2 separate regions of the Homo sapiens genome follow, and region 1 is linked to region 2. The links are chromatin loops, found by intact Hi-C in ENCODE. Cell type or tissue: gastrocnemius medialis. All regions are shown on one strand. Region 1 overlaps FGD4 (FYVE, RhoGEF and PH domain containing 4). Region 2 overlaps FGD4 (FYVE, RhoGEF and PH domain containing 4).

The links. Peaks named below come from ENCODE experiments on the same cell type or tissue, not always from the same donor. Only the 100,000 strongest peaks of a DNase experiment are listed, where the experiment ranks them.
Region 1: a loop joins it to region 2, with 4 times the contacts of the local background. A loop is called at or near these places in 11 of 110 quality-filtered maps.

Annotation. Positions count from the first base shown.
Region 1 is chr12:32,556,481-32,561,480 of GRCh38, forward strand. All of the region lies in intron 1 of FGD4 (FYVE, RhoGEF and PH domain containing 4), which reads left to right. Among named protein-coding and RNA genes, the nearest start is that of DNM1L, 120 kb to the right of the region's middle. In gastrocnemius medialis, a CTCF peak has its summit at 2,525; no DNase peak of the experiment used is centred here; H3K4me3 peaks cover 957 bases; H3K27ac peaks cover 5,000 bases.
Region 2 is chr12:32,453,216-32,458,215 of GRCh38, forward strand. All of the region lies in intron 1 of FGD4 (FYVE, RhoGEF and PH domain containing 4), which reads left to right. Among named protein-coding and RNA genes, the nearest start is that of FGD4, 56 kb to the left of the region's middle. RefSeq lists an enhancer at 1-683. In gastrocnemius medialis, a CTCF peak has its summit at 2,490 (motif pointing right); no DNase peak of the experiment used is centred here; H3K4me3 peaks cover 1,205 bases; H3K27ac peaks cover 4,846 bases.

The DNA.
Region 1 (5,000 bases), 100 kb after region 2:
ATACAGTATTTCTCTTTTTGTAACTGGCTTATTTCACTTAGCATTATGTATGTCCTCAAGATTCATCCATGCTGTAGCATATGATAGAATTTCCTGCTGGGCGCAGTGGCTCACACCTGTAATCCCAGCACTTTGGGAGGCCAAGGTGGGTGGATCACCTGAAGTCAGGAGTTCGAGACCAGCCTGGCCGACGTGGTGAAACCCTGTCTCTACTAAAAAATACAAAAATTAGCTGCACATGGTGGTGGGCGACACAGCCTCCCAAAGTGTTGGGATTACAGGTGTGAGCTGCTGCGCCAGGCCTGCTTCTACTCTTTGACTATTGTGAATTAATGCTGCTGTGAACATGGATGTACAAATGTAAGGGATATGTTTTTGTTTTTTGTTTTTAAGATGGAGTCTCACTCTGTCACCTAGGCTGGTGTGCAGTGGCACAGTCTTGGCTCACTGCAACCTCCGCCTCCCGGATTCAAGCAATTCTCCCACCTCAGTCTCCTGAGTAGCTGAGATTACAGGTACCCACCATCATGACCAGCTACTTTTTGTATTTTTAGTAGAAACTGGGTTTCACCATGTTTCCCAGGCTGGTCTTGAACTCCTGACCTCAGGTGATCTGCCCGCCTCACCCTCCCAAAGTGTTGGGATTACAGGCCTGCGCCACGATGCCCAGCAGGGATATGCTTTTTTAAAAGTCTCTGTGATATGTATACTTGGTGACTTTCATAGATTTTTAAAAATATAAGTGATATATAAATACATTTTTATTATAAAAGATTTAAATGATATAGCTGTTAACAGACCAAAATATGAAAATTCTCATTCATTCTCTCACCTCACCTCCATCTGCAATTCCCAAAGTTACATTTGGTGTGCTATCTTCCCTCTCTTTCAGTACATTTCTATACATTTGTCTATAACTTATTCTTTTTAAAAACTGAGATATTATACATATTCTACAGTTTAATAATGTCTTGGAGACCTCTCAATTATTTATATTTTGGAAATATTCCCAGTCTGCTGCATATGTTCTATAGTGTTATATTTACCTTTACATGTACAGGGCTATTACTGTAGATTAGAGTCCTAGAAGTGCATGCAGTTCCTAGGTCCAAGGAACTTTCTTTAACTCTTCATCAGATTTTCTTTTTGAAGAACCTTTGTGGCTTGATAATTATGTTTCTAGAAAATTTATTATTCAGGTTTAGAAGTTTGGGGAGCTGTTTGAAATAACACTCAAATAAATTTCCTGGCTATGGATTTGTTCCCCATAGCAAGAGAGTTGTAAACTATGAGTTTTATAACCTTAATGTCTTTTTTTTAAAAAAGGCAATTGATCTCTTAATCTAGGTGTTTTAGCTAGCATATGGGAGATGTAATCTGCAATCTATGGGACAAATGGGGGAGTTTTGGGAGTTATGATAGAAGACTGTTGAAAAATGTTTTATAATAATGTTTTACAGTAGAGAAACCTGGTAGATGCCACCTCATCAGCCGACCAGGGTTAACATCACATGATAATCATATTGCTATCATGCAGTGATATTAATATAATAAAGTGAGATGGGTGCATTGCCTCTGTGATATTCTTACCCCAAACCCATAACCACAGTCTCATAATGAGAAAATAACAGAAACCCAATTTGAGGGACATTCCACAAAATACCTGACCATGTTCTTCAAAAGTGCTATGGTGCCAAAAGTCATGCAAGACAAATCTAAGTAATTCTCACAGGTTGTAGTACACTAAGGAGACAGTGAAAACTAAATGCAAATAAAGTGGTTTTTGGTTTTTTAAAGTATGTTTATCCTTATGGACAATATGCTCCCATAAAGATCGTCTACCCTAGAAAACTGTGTCTTCCCTCTTAAATCCAAGAGATGCTTGTCCCAAAGGGTGGACCCCATTGAGATCTCCTGGGCTAGAGACCCAGTGCATGGATGGATGAGACAGTATAAGCAAGACCGTATAAAGCTGTGATCTGAGCTCATGGACACTGTGGTAAGAGGTCAGGCTCGAAGAATCAGAGAACTGAGTGGATTTTGCAATGGATAGCCAAAGAGAGGGTCCAAACTTAAAATGCGAAACAATAATTCAAGAATGATTTGGTAAAATGTAATATAACAGCCTATAACAGAGTCTAGCAAATAGTAGCCAAAAGTCACCCTAACCAATCGTAGGGCATATCTACCACACAAAAGTGTGACTTAGCGCATGACTGTTTAAATGCCAAAAAAGACAGATAAAGGAAAGTTAAGCCATAGTGGCAACCTCTGCAGTTGGAACGAGGGAGCTATATCAGTCAACAGTGAGGCTAATTGAGAATATTTGAGGTTGGCGTATGTCTAGGGATTCCTATAGGAGATACAACCCAGCAAGCATAGGTCAGCAACCCAAGGTCAGAGTACAAAATGGGTTAATACTAAAAAGTGGTTAAAAAGATGACCAGTCCTCAAGAGGAGATAGTATTTAAATCGGATACCTCTCCTTCCCCATGCTAACTAACATACTGTAATTTGTTATGGCTGTTTCTAAGGTAACTGTTTATAATTATAAATCAGCCCTACTGGTTCTTCTTGATATTGTAATTTGCAATCAAAGAACCTCTAGAGTTAATGTAAAACTTCTTGAATGAGAGACCATCTGGTTACAATTTTGGTTTCAATTCCCTGTTAGGCAACTGACACCCAAATAAGGACTGTTTCCAAATATGAGTAGGCTAAGTCAGTCATAAACAAACAAAAAGTTTCAGTTTTTGTTGCTATTATCCAAGATGTTAGCAGATGAAGTGTTTAATGAAAGGGTGCTTCTTTTAGGCAAACTTCTTTTACCATGATTTGTTTAACCTATACCAGTGGTCCGTACATTTTTTTCCTGTAAAGGGCCAAATAATTATTAATAGTATTTTTAGCCTTGCAGCCACGTATGATCTCTATGTATTTGTCATTGCCTTTTTGTTTTTTTAAACAAATGTTTAAAAATGTAAATGTTCTCTGTGTCCTTCACCATGTTTTCATGCTTTGTGATAGTGGCTGAAATTTAGAGACTTGTTTTAATAAACAATGTTCTGAAATGTTGATCTAATTGCCTCTGGCAAAAGATGTGTAATCATGACTTTGATGAACTTATTTTAAAAATAGATGCACAGTTGATCTCTTATTGCACGCATTTTGGCACATTCGTGGGAGATATTCTCTGTAAACATGACACTTGCGAAACCTACCATACCCTGAAAGTTTGCTGTCTAGAAATTAAGTGCCTAGTTTTCATTCAAATTAATATTTAGGTAAGACATGTTTTATTTCTAAATAGACTGTCAAACATTTTTCATATTTTAATGTGTAATGGTGATGACCTTTTTAAAAAGACTCAACGTAATTTGTTTTCTCATTTAACCCATTAACTGCCCCCTTTGTGTAGTATTGTTGCTGCTTTCTCTTATAAATTGATGATGTCTCAGGGTCTCAATTTACAATTACATTAGTTTCTTCCTCTAGTTTGTAGTTGAGCTGTGGCTCTGCACTGTTGGGGCCTGTACAGCCATCCTTCACTAGACCCCGGGAGGTGGCCTTTAGTAGGCTCAAAGGTGGCCTTTAAGCCATTCTTAGTATCACTGTGAAAAAGCATCCAGATTTTCCCCCTGAAAGGCCAAGTGGTTGCATGATGTGTTGTGGATTTTAGGGATATACTTTGCCTATTTCACATACTTTTTTCCAAGAAGATAGATAAGCTTACACATGTAAAGGTTTCAACTGTATTTCTTCTGTTTATAATTTTATTTATTTTGAGATGGTGTCTCGCTCTGTCACTCATTTTGGAGTGCAGCGCAATGGTGTGATCACGGCTCACTGTGGCCTCAAACTCCCAGGTTTAAGCCATCCTCGCACCTCGGCCTTCTAAGTAGCTGGGACTACAGATGTATGCCACCACACCCAGTTAATGTTTTTTGTATTTTTTTGAAGAGACAGGATTTTGCCATGGCTGCCTACCTGGTCTCAAACTCCTGGGCTTAAGTGATCTGCCTGCCTCAGCCTCGCAAAGTGTTGAGATTACGTGAGCCACTGCACCCAGCCTTTTTATAATTTTAATAATAATCTGTCAATCTTTCATTACTTTTGCCTTCTAAATTCTTGTTATATTTTACTAAACAATGCTTAATCTCGCTGATAAACCATTTTAGCAGAAGTATGTCTGATGAGGACCACCCCTGCCTTTTTTTTTCTTTTCTCAGAGTTGCAAGGTCTCCCTCTGTTGACCAGGCTGGAGTGCAGTGGTGTGATTATAGCTCACTGCTTCCTCAACCTCCTGGGCTCAAGAGATCCTCTCACCTCAACCTCCCCAGTAGCTGGGACCACAAGCGCGCACCACCATGCCCAGCTAATTTTTATTTTTTTTAAGTAAAGGCAGGGTCTTATGTTGCCCAGGCTGGTCTCAAATTCCTAGCGTCATTTAATTTCTGTTTTGGTATTGGCTCTGAAAGAACTGTTGAGACAATACTTGGAACTCTTGATATTTTCCAAAATCTGTTTTACCAAGATAAATTTTAAGGAGAGCAACAGAAAATAAAGCAGAAATGTGGTTTCTTTGTTGGGTTTTGTTTTTTTTTTTTTTTTTTTTTTTTTTGAGATGGAGTTTCACTCTTGTTGCCCAGGCTGGAGTGCAATGGTGCGATCTCAGCTCACTGCAACCTCCCCCCATCCTGGGTTCAGGTGATTCTCCTGTCTCACCCTCCTGAGTAGCTAGGATTACAGGCGCCCACCACCACATCTGGCTAATTTTTGTATTTTTAGTAGAGACGGGGTTTTACCATGTTGGCCAGGCTGGTCTTGAACTCCTGACCTCAGGTGATCCACCCGCCTTGGCCTCCCAGAGTGCTGGGATTACAGGCATGAGCCACCGCACCTGGCCCAAATGTGGTTTCTAATCAATATTATTTAATAATGAATTGGATTAAGAATTTTTTGGGTTTTTTTTACTCAATAGAAAGTTGATTGGGTTTTTT
Region 2 (5,000 bases):
ATATAATATAGATATATATATATTTTTTTTTTTTTAAATGTAGAGCCTCACTCTGTTGCCCAGGCTGGAGCAGAGTGGCACAGTCTTGGCTCACTGCAGACTCCACCTCCTGGGTTTAAGCAATTCTTGTGTCTCAGCCTCCCGAGTAGCTGGGATCACAGGTATGCGCCATCATGCCTGACTAATTTTTGTATTTTTAGTAGAGATGGGGTTTTGCCATGTTGGCCAGACTGGTGTCGAACTCCTGGCCTCAAGTGATCCACCTGCCTCGGCATCCCAAAGTGCTGGGATTACAGGTGTGAGCCACTGCACCCAGCCTAGGATCTCTTAATTTATCATTAGTCCTGGATAAGAACTCCAGTTTGGCTGATAAATTTTGTGTGCTCATCCTACAGAGAAGCAAAATGGTGTTCAGACAGATAATTAACTTGCCCAACTTGCTTAGAAGAAGCCTAACTTGGGCTCATTGTTTCAGGCTTTCAAAAACTTTTTTCTATAATTATTATCATACTTTATTTTTTAGATTTTCATTTATCTCATTCTTTAGATTGAGGAGGGAAGGCTCACACCTGTTGTATTTACTAATCCACACCCAGTACCTAACTGAACAACTGATGTATAGAGTTCATTAAATATTTGTTGAATGAATGGATCAAAACTATCTTTATATTAGGAGTCTGATTTGCATCTAAAAATATTTTAGGTGGTGTTATTTATTTCCTTCTCATCAAGAATAATTCCACGGTTTTCTTTGTAAGTGGACTCTTGCCACCAGGGAAAGATTGTGGACTCGATTTCTGTGAGTGTTTAGCTGTTAATAAAAAGCCCCAACTGAAGATAAAATGTGAAATGATTAAAAAAAAAAAGGTTTATTTCCTAACCTGGTAGCCAGTTATTAAATTCCTGATAGCATTGAGGAGAAATAGGCACACTGATAACGAGACATGAGAGACAAGTTCTCTGTGTTCCAGGAGCAGAGCAATGTTCTTTTCTCTAACATTCACACTGGATGAGTAATATGGGAGTGACTTGAAGGAATGAGCATTTGTACCGCATGCAAGGGTTTTTACTCTTTCTAGTACCTTCATTAAGGGATTAGCCTTTCGTTCTTTGAAATGCAAAATCTCAGTTGCCCAAAAAGCAGAGTGGAAATGAGCAGCATCCTCTCTTCCTTAAGAGAAGTGGTCTTTCTTCTGTCACTTAAGACATTTTCCTATAGTTGAGGATTTTATAGCAAAGAGAATTTTTTAAACCAAGTTACTGGTTAAAAACTTTTTGTTGTTGTTGTTGGTCTTAATTTCATAGGCACATAGGTTAGGGCCAATCACTAGTCTTTTCTAAGCTTTTATTTTTTAAAAATCGCTAATGCTTTAAAATACTGTCAATGTGATAGGTCCCAGCTGCTGATTCCTTCATACTAAATGATTGTTTTAAGTAAGTTTTGATTCCTGTTTGTCTTTGATTGTAGTAGTTTTGTTTTACTTTTAAAAATTAAATTCAATAGGATCATAAAGCATGCTTTTGACCAAATATTTTGCTGGTATCTTAAATTGACCGCAGTACAATTTAGAGTCTCAGAACATTTTCTTTTAAGTTGCCTTTTTTCATCCTCAGTGTTCTTGTTCTGACAGTGTATCCTGTGATTTTTAAATTTTTCTTCCTTTCTGGGTGAAGTGACAGAATTTTAAAGTGTTTTTTGAAACATCTGGTGATCTAAATACAGTTTGGGGGAGCTTTGACCTACTTAGAATGGTTCTTTGTGCCAGAGAGCATGTTTATTCCCAAGGTAACTCTGCTATGGAATTGCCCATGTGAATGCATTGAGACTTGCAACTTGCCAGATCTTTTATTATACAAACACAATGAAGCAGCAGGCAGCCAAGAAGAAACGAGGAAGATTGCATTGTTCTTGTACTTCCTTGAATTAAGAAGTTTATTCATCTCAGTATTTTCTACAAATTTCTTTGACAATAACATTGTGAATGAGGATTTAGCAGCAACAGTTGATTGCATGTGTGTTCATTGTCAGTATGTTTGCTCTATTGAAACACCTTTATGCATTTTGTTCAGTAGATTATACTTATACATAAAATTTTTTATTTATATTTAGAGCCTTTTTAGACATATGGCTGTATCATGAAGTATAGTAGTATATTCCTTTTAGATAGTTTATTTTAAAATACCAGGATAATTGTATTTAAACATATAGTATAGATTTTGGAATATTATATTCCATTTCTGTGATAGCAGAATATCTATGCCATTTCTTTTATCTCCTCAAGGTTGGATCATTTGCAGTAGACTTTCCCTAATCAGTTCAGTATTTTAACGTACAAAGGTATTTACCCAAAAACTAGAAAATAGAGTCCCTTAAGATAATAAGCAGGACATGTTCTGTGCAGCTTTTATGAAGACTCAAATTTGAGGGTATGTGATTTTTGTTAAAATTAAAGACTTTTTGTGAAATAGAGGTGTTTTTATGTACCTTTGGCCTCTAGGAGGCAGCATGATCTAGTCTAAGATTTCTGTATCCTGAATCAGGAAACTTAGTCCTCTGTCATTTTAAGAACTTCCATGTATGAAAATATTTGCCTTCTGAATCATAAAGTTATGCTATAAATGAATTAAATAATAGCAGATAGTCACAGAGTTCTAGACTAGATTGTTATCCTGTTATTTTCTTTGTGAATACTTAAAAAGCAAAAGGAATTATTGTGATTGCTGTAGTAGTAGCATAACAATAGAAAAAGTAATCATTTCAGTGGACGAGTGCACTTTCAGTTTGCAGACCACTAGTCTCCATCCAACCTTCTCAGCTGTTGTGTAAAACCCTGCAAGCATTACTGTCATTAACAGCTGAAGATATCTTTTTCTAGCTGATGTTTTTGCTAAAATAGTATGTCAAGTGTTTATTTAAAGATAACTTCAATAAAATCTTGGCAAATATTATAGCTCTCCTATAGTTATTACTAAAAGCTATCTAAAATTGCTTGAAATTCAGGAGATACCTTGTGCCCATTTTTTCACTGTAATAGTGTATACTTTTGCTATGTGATTAGAATGTACCCATGTGACTATTGCCATAATTTGTGGCTGCAGGGGAACAGAGACTAGGCATGTATTTGTAAGGGGACAGTGGATGAACAGTTACCCTTTAGTCAATCTATTTTTCTTTACTTCTTTCTGTTTTCATAGCACCTGAGTAATTTCTATTTAGTGGCTCACATGAGACTACTGTAGTAAAAGGATACTACCCCTTGGTTGTTGGAATTGCCAGCTTTGGGAGAATTTATTCTGCTCAAAACTCAAAGATAGGTTCAGAAAGCAAAGTAACTCGTGGGAGGATTTATCCATAATCTTATTAATGAGATTGATGCTGCCAAATATTATCATTAATTTAATTTTGGATCTGTTTTGATCAAAATGTTATAAAGTTCAGGTCATGCCCTCATGCCCTAGAATGTACTTAATCTAGAAATACTTGACCAAAGTAGTCAAAAGCTATACTGAAAGAATTGATAAATGTTTAGAAAAATTAGAGCTGCTGTATATTTCTAAATAATTCCAGTAGATCCTCTTCCACAAAAAGATGCAGTCCTTTTTAAAGGAACAAATAACCTGCCGTTTTCTTGTTTGAGTGGTCTGTGACTTCCATCTCCCCTTTTGTATTTGAAACATAAAGGTCTTCAGTCAGCTAATGAGCTGGGCTTCTTTTGCTTTTTCTGTAAATGCTTATTTGAATGTGCATTGTTTCTGTGTTGACAGGATGATATTTGGGACAAAATGAAAATGCGAGAACAGGAACTGGTGTATCCTATTCTAAGCTCTGTAATGAGCAGGAGTGGACTTGATGAAGGGATTGAGTTATTTGAAAACCTCTAGATTTTAAAAAGCAGAATAAGGCTTCTATCCTCAGTTTTTTATTTATTTCTACATTATGTCATTAGAAAGTTTCTTATAAGCAAATACATAATTTCTACCAAGAAAAACAGTGAAGTTTTAAGTATTCCATTTTAACATTGTTTATAATTTTTTTTTTAACTAGAAATCAGAGATACATATGTGAGACATTTTATAGTTTAGCATAAGTGTGCCTTGGCTTGTTTTTGTCCATTAACTTAGTTCAGGACTGTAACACTTGAAATAATAATGCCTAAAGATGTCATGATCTTAAGACGAGGAACTGTAGTTACTAGATTTTCCTTACTATTTACCACTGTGTTTATTTTGGAACTAGCTTATCTTATGCATGCCACAAGTATATGTCACAAATACACTGCAGTGTGCAAGGAAAATTTTAATATCTAATTGCTAGGGTCTTTTGCAAGAAAAGACAGTTTGTCCTTGGTTTATTAAATTAGTATGGAATAACATGTACTGTTAACAGTGTTTATTGAGCTTCTGAGATGTCTTCAGTGGACTCAGAATACAAGGATTGCTTTCTGTGGGTGTGTGTAAATGTGTAAATAAATGTTTACTGGACTCTTACTAAAATGATCAGTTTATCAGGTACTATTAAAAATATTACATGGTTATTTGTGCCTGGAACAGTATGTAGCATATAAAAATAGAATGCAAATTGCAGTGGAAACCAGAAACAGAGTCCCTAGGGCTGAAAGGGACCTTGGAGAGTATCTGGTGCCTTGATCTTCTAGCTCTGCTCTAAGGAGCTTGGGTGTGGAGTTCTGCTACTGAAATTAAATAATTAAATAATTAATAATTAATGACAGGATTGTTTTCTTTTAATTAGGTAACATAATTTCCTCATTTATGATTTTTCACTTTTTTTTTTTAATTTTCATTATTTTCTACCATTTCTCTGCTTGGGAGTACGAGCCTGAATTCAAAGTGAAATAACAGGTACAAATGAATACAGATTAAGAGGGAAACCTCAAACAGCCAATTTTTTTTGTAGCCTTGTATGCTGGTAGCTGTGATTTTTTCTTTGTTTTTCTTTTTTTTTTTCCTATTTGAGACAAGGTCTCATTCTGTTGCCTAGG